Linked DNA regions of Homo sapiens: all the other regions are linked to region 1. The links are chromatin contacts, found by Hi-C or POLR2A ChIA-PET in ENCODE. All regions are on one chromosome and are shown on one strand. Each heading gives the region's core, a stretch centred on a gene start or an enhancer-like site at or near the end of the contact. The rest is flanking DNA. Distances are from core to core; before and after follow the strand shown.

What was found. Hi-C counts contacts between places; a loop is a spot of excess contacts on that map. ChIA-PET counts read pairs that join two places held with the same protein, here RNA polymerase II (POLR2A). Pooled maps may share reads with other maps.
Region 2: a loop to region 1 is called in a map of endothelial cell of umbilical vein, with 9 times the contacts of the local background. The contact joins two enhancer-like sites. A Hi-C loop is called at or near these places in 3 of 168 maps with a recorded cell type or tissue (CD4-positive, alpha-beta T cell, endothelial cell of umbilical vein and sigmoid colon) and 2 of 50 pooled maps. POLR2A ChIA-PET finds 5 or more read pairs at or near these places in 6 of 52 experiments (AG04449, AG04450, BJ and 3 more).
Region 3: a map of natural killer cell shows a loop between it and region 1 (4-fold over the local background). The contact joins two enhancer-like sites. A Hi-C loop is called at or near these places in 1 of 168 maps with a recorded cell type or tissue (natural killer cell). POLR2A ChIA-PET finds 5 or more read pairs at or near these places in 11 of 52 experiments (AG04450, BJ, CD4-positive, alpha-beta T cell and 8 more).

The regions. Positions count from the first base shown.
Region 1 is chr11:122,228,001-122,230,700 of GRCh38, reverse strand. All of the region lies in intron 2 of MIR100HG (mir-100-let-7a-2-mir-125b-1 cluster host gene), which reads left to right. Among named protein-coding and RNA genes, the nearest start is that of MIR100, 77 kb to the right of the region's middle. RefSeq lists an enhancer at 22-852. Within about 2 kb of position 1,445, at least 5 of the 41 ENCODE cell types and tissues checked have a DNase peak (open chromatin) inside an H3K27ac peak, as active enhancers do; they include endothelial cell of umbilical vein, where a contact is called at or near this core.
Region 2 is chr11:122,187,933-122,190,632 of GRCh38, reverse strand. The region is part of intron 2 of MIR100HG (mir-100-let-7a-2-mir-125b-1 cluster host gene); the gene reads left to right. Among named protein-coding and RNA genes, the nearest start is that of MIR100, 37 kb to the right of the region's middle. Within about 2 kb of position 1,257, at least 11 of the 41 ENCODE cell types and tissues checked have a DNase peak (open chromatin) inside an H3K27ac peak, as active enhancers do; they include endothelial cell of umbilical vein, where a contact is called at or near this core.
Region 3 is chr11:122,169,662-122,172,366 of GRCh38, reverse strand. The region is part of intron 3 of MIR100HG (mir-100-let-7a-2-mir-125b-1 cluster host gene); the gene reads left to right. Among named protein-coding and RNA genes, the nearest start is that of MIR100, 19 kb to the right of the region's middle. Within about 2 kb of position 1,431, at least 6 of the 41 ENCODE cell types and tissues checked have a DNase peak (open chromatin) inside an H3K27ac peak, as active enhancers do.

The DNA.
Region 1 (2,700 bases), core at 196-2,695:
GAATGAATATAGGAAGGAAGGAAGGAAGGAAAGAAGAAGGAAGGAAGTAAATCAGTTTTTGTCTAGAAGGGCCACCACTAATCTAGCCTAGTTAAATATGTCTCTGCTCGGGAGGTTTGCATCTGTTTATGACTAATTTCTCTGTTGCACGCTCGGCACTCCAAGATTTTTGCCAAGACTCAGAGATTCATCCAAAATGGCTGAAGGATGACAGTGTTTGATTGCTCGTCTCTCTCTCTATCCCCGAAGTTAATATGATGCTTATCTGAGTGCAAAGGCACAGACAGGGAGAAATTTAATGCAAATTTAGCCAAGAGTCTAGTGCCACTTCACAAAATATTGATTAGGTGTCTGATTTGCTCTCCCCTGACAATGGCCATAGGAATAAGCCAATGAGGTGGGCTTCGCTCCAGCTCGTCATGGTCATTCGATAAAGCCAGGCAGCCAATGAGGAGCAGCTACCTTTCGATTGGGCGAGAGGCCAGTGAAGGGGGAACCCATCTTAGCAACAGCAGAAAATATCGCACATGCCCTTGCACACAGGCACAAACACAGACACCGCGCCACCCGCCCTGCTGCAGTGAACGGTTGCTGATTACGTCTCCTAAGGCTTTTGTTTTGCCACAGCCCCACTTCCAAAGGACAAGTTTCTGTTCACAGATCACACTGCTTACCTGGTCAGACAGCCCATAATCCCTTTTTAATGGAATGCAGGGGCAACGGTCCTCTCTCTGCCCTCTCCAACACACATGTTATTAACGGCAAACTTTGATCTGCAGGTAAACGGCACAGGCTTTGTTCTTAGAATCCCTTTCATGGATCTGGCCACACCACTGCCCTTCCTGACCCAACATGCGGACTGAGGAGGGGGTGTGGCGTCGGGGGCGAGCCGAGGGGTCAGACTGTTGTTTGTTTTGCTTCTTGTAAAAACTGCAGAAGGGATTTCACCAGGCTGGAGCAGGCTTCCGTGTCATTGTTATTCTTCTTACAGGCTTCCCCTTTCATTGTTCGGTGGCCTCCACACCCAGGGCCCAGGAAAGCTTTCCTGTTTTCAGTGTGACACTTGGCAACGTCTTTCTTAGCCACTGGGTTCCAAACATTTAGCATTCTCATTTGACTCCCCTCCTCTGGTCTCCACTGTGTTTTTATGTTTCCTGTACAGCTGCCCTTGTTCCCCAGATGCCAGGGGATGGGGGCTGTCTGCCCATCCTTGGTTTCCCCAAATTAATCTCTGCCATGGCCTACTTGCCTGGTTTCTATATTCTCCCACCCCCTATCCTGGCTCCAAGGCTATTTTGAGGCCAGTGGTAATGGTAGGTCACTGGGGTGCATTGTGCTTCCCAGCCTCATTTTTTTTTCATCCATGAACTTGGCTTCTTTGCTCTGACGGCTGGTTTCAGCATGAATCTTTGATCCAAGAGCATCTGACCACGGATTAGCTCATCCTGCCAGTAGCTCTCACTCATTTTCCCTGCTGACAGCTATAATTCTGCCTGGGTAGGAAAGCCTATCAGTTAGGACAACCTACACTCTAAAAGGTGTGTGGCTATATTTTAGATGACACAAAATAAAGTTGAGCTGCTACCACAGGAATTTTTTAGACCAAGAAGGAGTGGTGTCTAGGAAATGGTAGCCAGATGTTTTCCATATGCTTGACTACAAAACAAGGGGAAATGGCATGAAATGGAAGCAGGAGAGAATTAAGTCAGACATGAAGAACAACTTTCTGAATATTAGAGTTAACAGAACCTAGAATGTATTACCAAGTGACCATTTGTCATTTCTTTCTGGGCTAGCTACGATCCCCGTCCCCTGGGGTTTGTGTAGGTTAACTCGTTCACAGATGCAGTGATGACCCATGTGGCTGTGTGGTGCGGGCTTTGGAGTCAGACTAGTCTACATTTAAGTCGTAGCTCTGCCACAATCTAATAACGTGTTAGCAAATTTCCTTTTCTTTGAGACAGAGCCTCACACTATCTCCTGGGCTGGAGTGCAGTGGCATGATCTTGGCTCACTGCAACCTCCGCCTCCCAGATTTAAGTGATTTTCCTGCCTCAGCCTCCCAAGTAGCTGGGATTACAGGCGCCCACCACCACACCCAGCTAATTTTTTGTATTTTTAGTAGGGACGGGGTTTTACCATGTTGGCCATGCTGGTCTCGAACTCCTGACCTCGTGATTTGCCCGCCTCGGCCTCCCAAAGTGCTGGGATTACAGGCATGAGCCACCACACCCAGCCCTGTGTTAGCAAATTTCTTAACCTCTCTGGACCTTTTAAAAAATCTGTAAAATGGAAGTCACAATATCAGCCATATAGGTTTAAATAAAATCATTGTATAAAATGCCTAACTTAGGGCTTAGCACGTAGTAAGCCTTCAAAAATGTTGAATCTTCCTCCCAGTTCTAGAATATTCAGAGCTTCAGTCCATCAATAGACCTATGGTATCAGTATTATTCATTCATTAAAAAAATTTTTAGTATCTACTTAGAACTTAGCATTATGAGGTCTACACATGGTTTCTGCCCTTGACAATTTGCGCATTAGGTCAGAAAATAAGCCAAACAAGTTATGAAATGGTACAACTGAGGCAACGCCAAATTAATGCCAACAGAGGCAGTACATGTAATATGAGTGGGATGTCTACCTGGGTTAGAATCATCTGAGAAAACATTACAGGAAAGTTGAGACTTTCCTACTAGA
Region 2 (2,700 bases), core at 8-2,507, 40 kb after region 1:
TATTCATCATACATATCATTTTATACCTCTCCAAGGAAGCTTTTCTTGATCAATTTTCTTCTCTAATCACTGCTTCTCCCAGCATTTCTTCTGAATCTATTTAATGCGTAGGATATTATTTTACCTATGGTGTCACAATACTTTGCAACTGATCTTAGTTTATTCATCTGTGTGTTTTCTCTGTCAACTAGAATTTAAAGTTCATTGGAGGCAGGTACAATATATTTAATTTTTTCATACTATCTTCAAAGTCTTACATGCAGTAAGACTTGTACAGAGTTTTATACATAGTGGGCATTTGCTTATTTGAATTAAAAATAATCTACGTGGAATGAATGTCAGGACATCTACTCATCTCCTAGGTTTTCTATCGATATGACTGGAACGTGAACATTGGAGTCCTCCTGACCTGAGCTCAAATCCTAGGCCAAAAACATCAGTAATCTTTGTGCTCTTAATCAAGCTACTCTTCTTCTCTGAGTTTCCATTTTCTCATATCCACAATGGAGATCTTGTATCTACCTTTTCCTAAAAGACTGTATGAGGAATAGTTAGAAGTTTAAGTTCTGATGTCAGACAGTTCTGATTTGAAAGCCCTCTCTGCTACTTGCTACCTCATATTGAAAAAATTGGTTAACCTCTGATGAGCCTCATTTTCCTCATCTGTGAGTTAGGATCCATAATAGGATTTATGTCATGAACTTGTTTGGATTAAATGAAATAATGCAAGGAAAACTTAGAATGGTACCTGATACCTAGCAAGCATTCAATTAATGTTAACTGCTGCTGTTGAAGAGTACCTAGAATACCTGATGCTGGTGGGCTCAAATAAACCATAGTTCTTTCTCCTACTAATTCCCATCTTTAAATCCATTGCCATGGCAGATGCACTTTGCAAATCTGTTGGCTAAATGCGTAACTTTCATTGCAGGAATGGCATTCTGCCTGTTTTGCCTATCTTAAATGGCACAAAATTCTTCTGAAGGAAAAGACTTTCTCAGGAAGATAATCCATATCTGGATTGAAAAGAGCTTATGTTTTTAAAGTGTGGGTTGGAGACATTTTTTAATTGAACGCAGCCATTTTTTATCATGTTGATTTCCTCAGGATATGAATCAGAGAGAAAGAACTGAAGTCTTGTCTCAGGAAGAAAGAGGGCAGGCAGAGGATTTTTCACTGGTAAGGCAACTTGCACACTTGTCCTTTTCATAGTGAGTCATGATCTATGATACATTTCATAGCAATGTCTATGAGTTTCCAATTCTGGAATTAGACATGCCAGCCAAATAAGGGAGGGAGAAGAGAATAGACTTTTAATCCACCTCATTGCCATTCAGAGTTCTAGAAGCGGAGCTTCAAGAAAAGGAGTATTCTAGCACCCACTTTTAGTCTTATCTTTAAACACATTGAGAAAGAGAATTAGCTAATTACTTTCCAAATGCTTCCAGCAGAGCAATTCCACGGGGTTTTTTTTCCCCCAATAACTAGCTCTAGTGTTCCAGAAAAATCAGTCTCCCTAATCTCTTTCCAAATCTTTTTTTTTTTTTTTCCTCTATGACTTGAGGCTAACTTTTCTTTTTCTTTGTTTTCATACTGGCTGACCTAAGCTCTTCTTAAAATGACGCCATGAATTTTTTAAAGTTATTAGGCCTACCTTCCCTAGTTTTTTTTTTTCTAATGAAGGAAACTTAACTCTCTTTAAAAGCTCTCTTATATCCAATTTTTTTACACTTCAAGTCACTTTGGACTGATGTTCTAAGGATGTTTCCCAGCTATTCTAGTAATGAATAAAAAACACCAATGGTTTGTTACCATTGGTCCTTCACATCCATGGATTTCACATCTGGGGATTCAATTAACTCTGGATCAAAAACATTTGGAAAAAAAAAGGATTGTTGTGTCTGTACTGCACACCTACAGATTATTTTCTTGTAATTCCCTAAACAATAAAATATAACAATTATTCACATAGTATTTACATTTTATTAGATATCATATGTAATCTAGAGATGATTTAAAGTATACAGGAGGATGTGCATAGGTTACATGCAAATACTAGACATTTTATATAAAGGACTTGAGCATCTGCAGATTTTGGTATTGGCAGGGGATCCTGGAACCAATTCTTCATGGATGCCACGTGATGACAGTATATGCACTTGGGTATCCCCAGGACTTGGTGCTACTCAGAGTATATTATAGGTGCTTAAAATGGTGACTGAATAAATATGACCTTATATTTCTATAGCTTTTAATGCTTTATGGAAAACTTCAATTTCCTTAAAAAGTCCTGTCTGCAGTTGTCTTATTTTCACCTTTTCCACCACCCAAAATAACCTTACCTTTGGTTATAAAGTCAGTAAGTTTTACAGTGGAGACCAGAACTTGGTCTCCAGTTCCCAGCCACACAAGTTTATTGCCTTAACCTGAACATTTGCTAAAGTGGTGGTGCTAGTGTTTTGAAAAATGTAGACCTCCCAAACTCAACCTTGTACTCATATAATGAAGAGAATAACAAGAGTGCAGACCAGTTCTACTATGTCTTTGTTTTGGGAATATATCTGAACATCATGTTATTTTTAAATTGTAAAATGTGACTTGTTCATACTTAGCTTTTATTCTTCTCTGAGCTTGAGCTCCAATTCTCACTGCCTTTTCTACAAGCTCATCATTTTTTCACATGGTATCTCTACATTGTGT
Region 3 (2,705 bases), core at 182-2,681, 58 kb after region 1:
ATAAGTTTAAGGAGTGACTGATGTACTGAGCACATTTGTCTTTATAAGAAGTTCTGCTATAAAGACACATGCACACATATGTTTATTGCGGCACTATTCACAATAGCAAAGACTTGGAACCAACCCAAATGTCCAAAAATGGTAGACTGGATTAAGAAAATATGGCACATATACACCATAGAATACTATGCAGCCATAAAAAATGATGAGTTCATGTCCTTTGTAGGGACATGGATGAAATTGGAAATCATCATTCTCAGTAAACTATCGTAAGAACAAAAAACCAAACACTGCATGTTCTCACTCATAGGTGGGAATTGAAGAATGAGAACACGTGGACACAGGAAGGGGAACATCACACTCTGGGGGCTGTTGTGGGGTGGGGGGAGAGGGGAGGGATAGCATTGGGAGATATACCTAATGCGAAATGACGAGTTAATGCGTGCAGCACACCAGCATGGCACATGTATACATATGTAACTAACCTGCACATTATGCACATGTACCCTAAAACTTAAAGTATAATAATAATAAAATAAAAAAAAGAAGTTCCTTGTTGCAGAGGCAGATGAATTTTGTTGAAGAATTTTTAGTCTCCTCTTTCCTCCTTTCCTCATCTCTCCCTGCTCACCTGCCTCCTTTGTGCTTCCTCAACACTTCTACAAGAGAAGTACTTTCTCTTTTCTTTTTTTTTTATTTGAGACGGGATCTTGTTCTTTGCCAGGCTGGAGTGCAATGGCACTATCTCAGCTCACTGCAACCTCTACCTTTCTGGTTCAAGCGATTCCCCTGCCTCAGCCTCCCAAGTAGCTGGGACTACAGGCGTAGGCCCCCACGCACAGCTAATTTTTTATATTTTAGTAGAGATGGGGTTTCACCATGTTGGCCAGGATGGTCTCGATCTGCTGACCTCATGATCCACCTGTTCAGCCTCCCAAAGGGCTGAGATTACAGCCTTGAGGCACCGCACCTGGCTGAGATGTACTTTCTCATTGCCCATGGACAATGCTAGCACACATGCAATTATTTGTGTATCATCCACCTTCCTCGCTAGAGTGGAAATTCCATGCAGACCTGTTTTCTCACTCATATATAATTCATCTGCAAGTCACTGGTGCCAAGCACAATGGTTGGCACAAACTAGTCATTCAGTAGATACTTGTTGAATGAATGCAGGATACAATGAATGGAAGAAGCACACTAGTTTATTTTGCTTCATGTTTGGCTTTGCTGAAACATTTGGATTTTTTTAGTATTATTCACTCATACTGCTTCTCTCTCTTCCTCAGTCAATATTTACTGGGTGTCTTTAGTGTGTCAGGCACTGGACTAAGTGCCAGGATGAGTGAGATGTGGTCCCTTCTCCCATGGAAGGTCCAGAGTGGGCTGCAAGTATCATGTTGGTTCTGAGTCAGTCAGCCATGCTTGGTGAATCACAAACCACTGTGGGTGGAGCCTTGAAGTGGCTCTTTGTGGGAGGATGCAGAGGAGGAAGATATTTTCCTCATTCATGAGGCTCTCACAGTCCATAGGCTAGTGAACAAATAAGTACATGAAATGCATAATATATGCCTAGCAAAAAGAAACAGTGGAGTATAGTACAAATGACTTGGGATACTTTTAGAGATAAAACAATGAGATTTTCTACCTGATGTGAAATCTCCCTGACTTGTTCAGCTAATATGTAATTTATTTAACAACTATTTTTTGTGTACTTCTGTATGCCCGAAAGTATGCCAGGGATGGGCACATGGCAGTGAACAAGAAATGTGTGAGACTGCGTCTAAGGAAGGTGCAGGCCAAGATGTCTAACTCAGAGGTGAAAATGAGAGTGAGTATGAGTGGGAGACATGAGAGTGAGAGAGTAATATGGAAGGAGAGGGACAGTAAGAAAGTCGGAAACCACATCTAAAGGCTCTTAGTACTCTATTTTTTAGGCCCAAAGAATTCTGAAGATGGTGGCTGTCACTTAAGGAATTTTAACTCTCTCCCTTAGAAACTTTTTCAAGGAAAAGCTTGGTATTGTTGAGGTGACAGAACCTGAGTGTCTTAGCCTCTTTGTGCTGCTATGACAGAATACCACAGACTGGGTAGTTTGTAAAAAATTGAAATTTATTTTTCCTATTTCTGGAGGCTGGGAGGTCCAAGATCAAGGTGCTGGTGGGTTCTGTTGTCTGGTGAAGGCTACATCCTCCAGAGGGGTACAGCCTCCTCTGTGTCCCCACATGGCAGAATGATGCGTGAAGTCTCTTTTATAAGGGCCTTAACCCCATTCATGAGAGAGGACCCTTCATGGTCTAACCACCTCTTAAAGGCCCTACCTCTTAATACTACCATATTGGCAACACCTGAATTTTGGAGAGGACACATTCAAACCATAGCGGTGAGTTTACTAGAATTATGACAAATGTTTAAATAGCATCAGCAATCTAGGTTATTGGTAGACTAGCTTATTTCCAGATGTCTTGTTTAACCGTGACCTAAGATTTCCAGTGAATTTTAGAGTTTAGCCCCACCGTCTCTACTATCCATACTCTATTAACCTTTTTTTTAAAGTCTGTTCCCACTTTTAAAATAGCTAGAAGCATCCAATCTTGTGTTCATTTAGTGCATATTTGGTACTTGCTGTGTGTTAGACAGGGTTCTAGACCCTAGTAATTCATTAGCCCAAAATCACTACCCTGTGTTAGCATCAATAATTTTGG